Linked DNA regions of Mus musculus: region 1 is linked to region 2. Evidence: chromatin loops called from intact Hi-C (ENCODE). Cell type or tissue: left cerebral cortex. All regions are shown on one strand.

Evidence for each region. A loop is a pair of places that touch in the nucleus more often than their neighbours do. Peaks named below come from ENCODE experiments on the same cell type or tissue, not always from the same donor. Only the 100,000 strongest peaks of a DNase experiment are listed, where the experiment ranks them.
Region 1: it touches region 2 in a loop (2.3-fold over the local background); 1 of 42 quality-filtered maps calls a loop at or near these places.

What each region holds. Positions count from the first base shown.
Region 1 is chr15:39,744,851-39,748,850 of GRCm38, forward strand. Dcstamp (dendrocyte expressed seven transmembrane protein) reads left to right here and starts at 1,080. Exons shown (of 4, transcript NM_029422.4): 1 at 1,080-1,117. In left cerebral cortex, no CTCF peak of the experiment used is centred here; DNase peaks (open chromatin) are centred at 1,669, 2,169 and 2,801; H3K27ac peaks cover 2,030 bases.
Region 2 is chr15:39,792,679-39,796,678 of GRCm38, forward strand. Dpys (dihydropyrimidinase) reads right to left here. Exons shown (of 10, transcript NM_001164466.1): 8 at 549-756. Among named protein-coding and RNA genes, the nearest start is that of Gm16291, 2.4 kb to the right of the region's middle. In left cerebral cortex, no CTCF peak of the experiment used is centred here; a DNase peak (open chromatin) is centred at 2,221; H3K27ac peaks cover 945 bases.

The DNA.
Region 1 (4,000 bases), 48 kb before region 2:
ATGAATACTTCCAAAATTTTAGGGAGACAGGAAAACTGTTGGCATTGTTGAAGAGTCCAGACAGCACATATGAAATAAATAAAAGAAACATTTTGAGAAGAGAGAATATCGATAATTTAATCAGGAGATTAATTGTAAATGTCACTTCTTAATGTGTAGGTGTGTCTTTGAAATTCTGACAAGCTTGCAAATGCATATGGGTAATAATTTTGAAAATATGACTTGATACCTTGACATTTCTATAGCTTTTCACTCAGTCATATGATCAAAATTGTTATTAGTAATAATATTTAAGGCAACATCCTTCTTAGAGACATTTGAATTTGCCTAGAAATTGTAAATTTTTTTGCTTTTAAATTTTTTTCTTATTAGATATTTTCTTCATTTACATTTCAAATGCTATCCCCAAAGTCCCCTATACCCTCTCCCAGACCTGCTCTCCAACCCACCCACTCCCGCTTCCTGGCCCTGGCGTTCCCCTGTACTAGAGCGTATGATCTTCGCGAGACCAAGGGCCTCTCCTCCCAATGATGGCCGACTAAGCCATTTAACATAAAAACTTTCACAGACTGATTGACTGGCTTTATACAAAGTTTTTGAGACTTGTCTACATCTTTTGAAGAACAATGGTCTTTTCAGCCAGAGAAGTAAACTTCTAAGCTGATAAGTACTATGTGTGCGTTGGAATCACCTAGTAGCTTCAGAGCTATGGGCTCATCCAGAAATCTGACTTTTCAGCTGTGGGTGGGGCCTGAGGGCAAGACCAATCTGCCCTCCCCATGGCTGGGGTGAGCAGGGAGGAAAAAGGGAAGGAAGAGAATGGGGGGGGGTCCTCATTTCTACAACTCATTGTTTTGAAAATATCCTATTATGTTATTTCCTAGGGTTAATGTCTAAGGAAAGTGCTGGAATGAAACCTGTGGCTCCTTTTTCCAGTTTTTACCCTTGATGACATTAAATAACTTCGTCACTTTGTGGAGGAAATGAGAAGATTGATTCAGGGTGATGTGGCCCACCTACCTTCTCATGTCCAGTTCCCCTTTCCCTGACCTATATTAAGCCTACGAGCTTCCAGAAGGGTGTGCTTTGTGCTTGTGGAGGAACCTAAGCGGAACTTGTAAGTAAACTTTCAAATATAATCTTGCTTCTAAAATTGCTTTTAAAAGAATCCAGGAATCCAGGAATCCAGGAATCCAGCCCCAGGACCAGAGAGTACTTTTAAACCTGTCTTCTACCTTAGTCATCTGCTTTTGTGGTGAAGGAATGGGAAGACAGCTTTTCAGGGCTGGTACCTGGCCTCTCAAGCTCAGGGAAGACTGCTGAGGGGTGTCCTGCTGAAGGCCCAGTAGCTCACGTCTACCTGTCTTGGGAAGAGTGGGTCTCTGGCCTGACGTCCTGGCTGTGGTTAGCATGGGAGCTGGTTTGTAGGGTTCACTGAGGCAAAGCGAGCCAGCTTGGCCAACCGAGAGCTTCCCTCCCGGCTTTGCAGCACACAGTGACTGGGTGAATTGTCCTGCACTTGCTACTTTGTTTACCCCGAGGCTTCCATTAATCTCCTTCTGGATGAAGTCCGCCTTCTTGGAGAATGCAGTTGCTGGCTTTCCCAAGGCAAAAATGACTAAACCAGAGTGATGAGGAATTCGTTCCACCTCAGAGGAGGCTGCAGCTCCCGCTCACACTATTTTGGCAGCCTGAGAGAACAGCGTGTTCCCAACCAAAAGATAAAAAGTTTCAAGAGCTTAACAGCAAGCAAGAAAGAGGGGGAATAAAAAAAGATAAGAAAAAGGCGAGCGGTCACCTTTCATTCCTCCTGTGTCCCACTCCCAGGGCCAGCCGAGCTTTGATTCTCTGCCTCAGAAGTGGCTGCCAAGTGCTCATTCCGGGCATTTGTGGCTAGCATTCATCTCTCACCTAGAGACCACTGGGTCAGCAGGGAGCAAGCTGAAGGCCCAGGAGGTGAAATGACCTATCAAAGGCCACACAGCCCATATAGGCAGGTACAAGCTAGAGGGCAGGCATCCTGTCTCCATGCCTGGAACCTTTTCAAAATTTCTCTCTGCCTTTTGCAGGAATTTATTTTCAAATGACTTTTCACATCATGTCAGGTCCCAAAGAAAGCTGGAGGCAGAATTGGTTGGAGGTGCCCTGGAGGAAATGACAGATTATCCCATTGGGGTAATTTCCCTCGGGTGACTGCAGATAAACTGTGCTGGCTGAGTTTAGGCCATTGGATTCTGTGCAGAAGCAGGGTCAGAATGAGCTGGCAGTGTTCTGCCAGCGAGAGAAACAGCAATAGTCCTGGAGGTCATAGCTCCTGACCTTTTTCTCTTGCACCCTCAGTAGAGCAGCAGGCCTACTGTGTGCCTCACTGGGGAGCATTCTAGAGCACTCTCAGGGCAGGCCATTTGCTTGCAAGTTGTTACTGTTTCATGGTCTATGTGTTATAGTATCTTACTGCACCTTGTATCTGAAGCAAGATAGGAAACATACATGGATGTTGAAGTTTGATTTGTGTTCAAAGGATAGTGCTCAGGAATAGGAGTAGTGCGCATGTTCGCGCGCGCGCGCGCGCGCACACACACACACACACACACACACACACCACACACACACACACACACACACACACACACACACACACACACACACACACAGAGTACCAGAGAAAACCCCAGCAGCTGTGTTTTCTAGCTACATAAGCAGAGTAGATGGAAAGGGCTGGTGTTCCCATTTCTATGGCAACAACTCAGCTCTGCATAAAAGCAGGTAACTGTGGGCTCAGGTTAAATACACTGACTGCGCAGCTCTGCAGGGCACTGGGTTTGACTCAGGGTCTTCACCACAGCTCTGTTCTTTTCTGCCCCCCACCCACCCACCCAACTAGGTCTCATGAAAGTCCCCTTAACCCTATGAAAGAAAGACAGGATCCTGGTGGCACTCTGCTGTAAACTTGAGCTAAGGCTTGCCTGCTTGGGGCGTGTTGCAAACTGTAGGCTAGGGATAAAAGCAAGGTAGTGGTGCTTACTCTTGGAAAATTGATGCTGTAAGAGCAAGAAGCAGGCTCTTTATGTTGAAGAGACAAGGCTGTTGAGTCAGGCAATAAGCATTATTGATAATGGAAGCAAAATGAAGAGAAATTATAGGTTAAAGGGATCAAGGAGGCTTTTAGAAGCTGCCAACAGAAATAGCATAGAGGCTGAGGGACTCGGTCCGGTACACAGAAAGCAAGAGAAGCAAAGGGAGCTCAAAGAAATGCCAAGATGCAGAGACTGGAAATCAGCTTACAGCACACTCAAGCTACCCCAAGCAACAAGGTGAAGAGAAGAGATCCCAGGGCATGGCTGGGAGGTGGGCTAAGGCCAGCAGGGGCGGGAACACTGGAGGAAGTCATGACCTTCGAGAAGATCAAGTGCAAACTGGCAACTGAGCTCAAAATCAGTCAGAATGAGCCAATGTTTTATAACAGTTAGACAGCACCCAAGGACAGGTGGCTGGGCATTGAATGCATGTGCCCAGTGTGGAATGCATGTGCCCAGTGTGGCTGTCCAAGGAAGTGCACTCTCTAAGGGAGTTGATGAGGTTAATGAGACCTCACCCAAAGTGACTGATAGGTTATGGCTTACCATCGCTGAAGAGAGAGACAAAACTGATCCAACAGAGAGATGGAGGCTTCATACTTGATTAACGATAACATACTGGAAAAATAAAAAGAAGGAGAGGAGAGACAAAAAGGAGGAGAAACCCTGATTCCCCTCTCCCCGCTCTGCTACCTGAGAACACACAGAGAGGAAGCAACTATCTGTACACTGGAGGAAAGCCCTCACCAGAGCCTCTTCCTGTGAAACCATGAACAGGGTCTTCCAGTTTCCAAAACTCTAAGAAATAACATCCCCTGCTTCTCCCTAAGGCATTTTGTTATGGTGGCCTTGAAAGACTCCAAAAGGAGCCCCTCGCTCAGGCCTCAGGACAATAGCAGACACCCAAGAACTCATGATAGACT
Region 2 (4,000 bases):
CTGAAGCTCCTTTCTCGGTGATAACTCCAGCTGTGTCAAGTTGACACAAAACTAGCCAGTACAGGTGGCCTAAAGGTTCTCCCTAAACAGAACCCAACCAGATGTGCCCTGTATAGCTAGCCTTCTAAAATGTGTCCCTCCCTTTCCTGGCTTCTCCTGTCTCTCAGGTCATCCTTAAATGGCATTTTTGCCCTCAGTGTTTCCCCAGCTCCTTTAACTATTCTCTCACAGGTGTCTCCGACAAACCCCACTTGATCCATCTGGATGCCTGGTTCTTGGAAGACCCATACCTAATGATGAATAGGTTGCTTAAGGCCCTATCCCGAAAAAGAAAGTCAAGAAAACTATAAGAGACACATCTACAAACCTCCAACTAGGGGATTTACTCTTTCACTGAAAGCTGGGGTGTGCCTGTCTTCTCTGGTCAATCTTGACTCTCCAGGAGCATGTTAAATGCACTCTGACATGGTGCCGCCACCGTGAACAATAAATGACGAACCTGACACCCAAGGTGTGTAGACAGCACTGGTCACTGTGTTGCCACTCACCTGGTCTCGCTGCTTGATTCGTTTGTAAATGTATTCGGCAAAGGGTTGGCGGGGAATAAACTTCCCATGTCCTGCTGTGACGTTGAAAACACCTGCTTCATACACCACTCTGCCTCTTGAAATAGTCACCAGGGGCACCCCGTGACAAACCATGCCCTCGAAGATGTTGAAGTTAACGGCCTGATGATGAGTTTTGGCTGAGATCCTCCTGTGTTTGTAAAACCAGAACAGTTCCAGGTCATCACTGGTGAATACAGAACGCTACAGAACTGACTTGGAAGAAAACTTGAACTCCAAGTCCAGAACTTGGTACCAGGAGGCTTCCAGAACTAAACAGACCACTGCCATTTTACTGCAAAGTTATCATATTCTTGAAGAGGAAAACCCAAGAGACTGCTCTTTACAGTGACAAACAGATAGACTGAGGTAGGGCAATGTCTGCCGTATTGATTTTTTAAAAGCATTTCAAAGAGCAGCCTCCCTATCCCTACCTTTTAGTTAAAGACATTCGAAGCACAGATGAGCACGCTGGCTCAGTTCTACAGAGCGTTGACTTTGACAGATGCAGCTGGGGCTCTCTCAGTACCCGTCCCAAATCCATTCTCACTCCTGCCTTCCGGGGAAACTACTACTTGACAGTTATTAAATTGAATTTGGTAGTTATCAAGAAAAGAAATACGTTACGAAAGATTTCCCCTGGTCAATGACAAATGAGAAATTTAAGAACAGTGGGAATAGATATGTTAAAATAACACTTAGCATTTTGTATCACATGTTTGCACATTCATTATCAACCCCACTGACTTAGTTTAATTTTACTTTTTACAATGAAAGATAAAACTATGTATTTGCCCTGGGCAATTTGTTATTTTGATGTAAACAGTATGGAAGGACTAAATGGCCAGTTAGCTGATACATTACCTCACAGAGTGTTTCTTTGCAAAGAATACTTTATATACACTGTGTGAGTGCTTCTCTATTGTAAAGACCCAGCAGTGAACCTGTTGGGTCGTATGGTCTTTGCAAGCTACAACAAAGGCTCTTATAGGTAAGGGATTGTGGGAAAAATCCCTGCTGAGGAAGAAGAAATACAAATATAGCCAGAACTTCGCATACTGAGGAGGGGAGGGCTGGCTCAAGTGTCTAGTTACTAAATAGGAAAATGAAGACATTGGCTACAGACTGAGTTACGATGAAATGTGTGTTTGTGAGAAAAGATTAAAAAGAAAGAAAAAGCCAACAAGGAGTCAACATAGAGGAAGGCCAGACTTTCAGGTTAAAATGATATCTGTGGCCCTCACAGTGTGTCAAAGCCTGGGTGCCACCATCCCACAGCTCATGGCTACCATTCTGTGTTCTCCCTGTAGCATGCTGCATGAATGTTCTTAGACTGGAGCTGTCTAGTGCTCTAGGACTCCTGATGACCCCTGCTTCTGGTGCACCTGTCAGACCAAGGCTTCTTGAAGCCTAGGAATGAAGGCTAGAAGAAAAAAAAAAAAGGTTCCAAGCTTTTCCCAGTTGATAGAATCTAGCAAAATCGAGCTTAAAACCAAGTCTTTTTTTTTTTTTAAGCAATTTAAGCAGCAAATCGTTCTCAAGAACAGAGGCGATGAAGACGAGCTATAAATGCATCGTCTAAGAACCCATTTCACTGGAGGACTCAAAGGACAAACAGCTTTTTATAAAGATCACAAGGGAAGCAGACAAGCCCTGGCTTTCGATGGGGCAGATCAAAGGCTTATAATTGATGGAGGTTTTAGGACCAAGTGCATCTTCTTTTCCTGTGGGATTTTTCTTCTAGGCCTGTCTTCATTGGGACTAAAATCATCCTACAATGTTACAAGTTGGGATCTGATTCACTTGGTGTCTTCAAAGATGTTTAAGGTGGGCATTTTTGTCAAGACTGAACTCTGTTAGGTTTGTATTGCAAAATAAGCCAAGTTCAACAATAAAAAAGTTTTTGAGCGGATGCTTTGGTGAGGTGGTTTTAGGCAAAATGGTTAAAAATACTTGCTGATGACCTGAAAGACATGGACACCCCATCTCTAAGCCAGAAGCCATCTCTTACTGACAACCTCTTGCAAATGAAAGTTTGGTTTTCTCTAAGGGAATCTCACTGAGGAAACAAACTGCTCTCAATGGTAGGCCATGTGCCCAGCCATAGATGGCCACCAGAGTTAACACACAGACATCTTTGGAGGTGATTTTCATCTTACAATGTCATGTCTGGGGTTTTTTCTTTTCAAATTTTATCTTTTTTTATTTATATATGTTTCTTCTCTCTTTTTACCCTGCAGGTTCTTTGTCTATGTACCCAGCCCTTCAGTTTAGTGGCTTTATGGGATTTCTGAATGTGGGAACTAGCCAGTCTTTACATCTGTGTTTATTCCTTATGCCTTTTCTTGGCTTTCCCCTTCTGTTCGTTTATTTTGTCCTATTCTGACATATTTGTTTTTGTTTTATCATAGTATAGTATAGTCCCCTAGAAGCCGGTTTCTTTTCTAATGAGAGACAGAAAGGGGTGGTCTCAGGTGGGAGGAGATGTGGGGAGGAACGGGGAGAAGTAGAGGGAAGGGAAATCATGATCAGGGTATATTGATAAAAAAGTCTACTTTCAGTAACAAGGAAAAATTAATGCTTATGAAATAATAAATTAATTCAAAAAGAAAAGAGGCCATGGATTTGAGGGAGAGTGGGGAGATGTTTGTGGAAGGGTTTAGAGGGGAGAGATGTGGTCAAATTATGATCTCAAAAAATTTAAATCCATACTGAAATGGCGTTGTGAAGTGAAGGAATGGGAGAGAAACAAAAGTCTCTGGAACCAAGGAACGCACGCTAACAGGGGAGTGTGTTCTATGCACGGCGACCGCCACTACAGTCAGTCTACACTACTGAGAAGCTGAAGCAAACGAGTTCCCTCTGATTCTTCAATAGAATACGTAGCATTGTGCATGATGAGAAGTAAGAATATTCCAGAGAAGCAAAAGCGTCTTATATTAGACAGGAAGACAACAGGCCATTAACACCTCTAGAAATGAAATGCGTGCACGTGTGGGCAATATGAAAGGCAGCTGGGGAAATGGATGTGGAGGACCCTGTTTGTGCACTGTTTCTGTGACTTGAGTTGAGATTTTAAGAGGCGGTTGACACGGAAAAACATCAAATCAGATTTCTCTGCTTCATACCAAATAAAGGACGTTACTTTGATTTTTCTCACCCTCAAGCTTAGCAAGAGCAAGAGGAAATTCGATAACATCCAGGAGATGCTTTCTTACAAAGCAGGCACTATATAAATGCAGTCACACTCACACAGGATGTAAATTCTAGGCATTATCACCAGCAGCTAAAAGAATTGCTCCCACTTTCACAAGGAAGGTGTCTGACAGGGTGTCATCCGCACCCAGCGTTTCCCTTCCAGTCAAAGCTGCAATTCTGCTGTTCTCTGGAGCGTC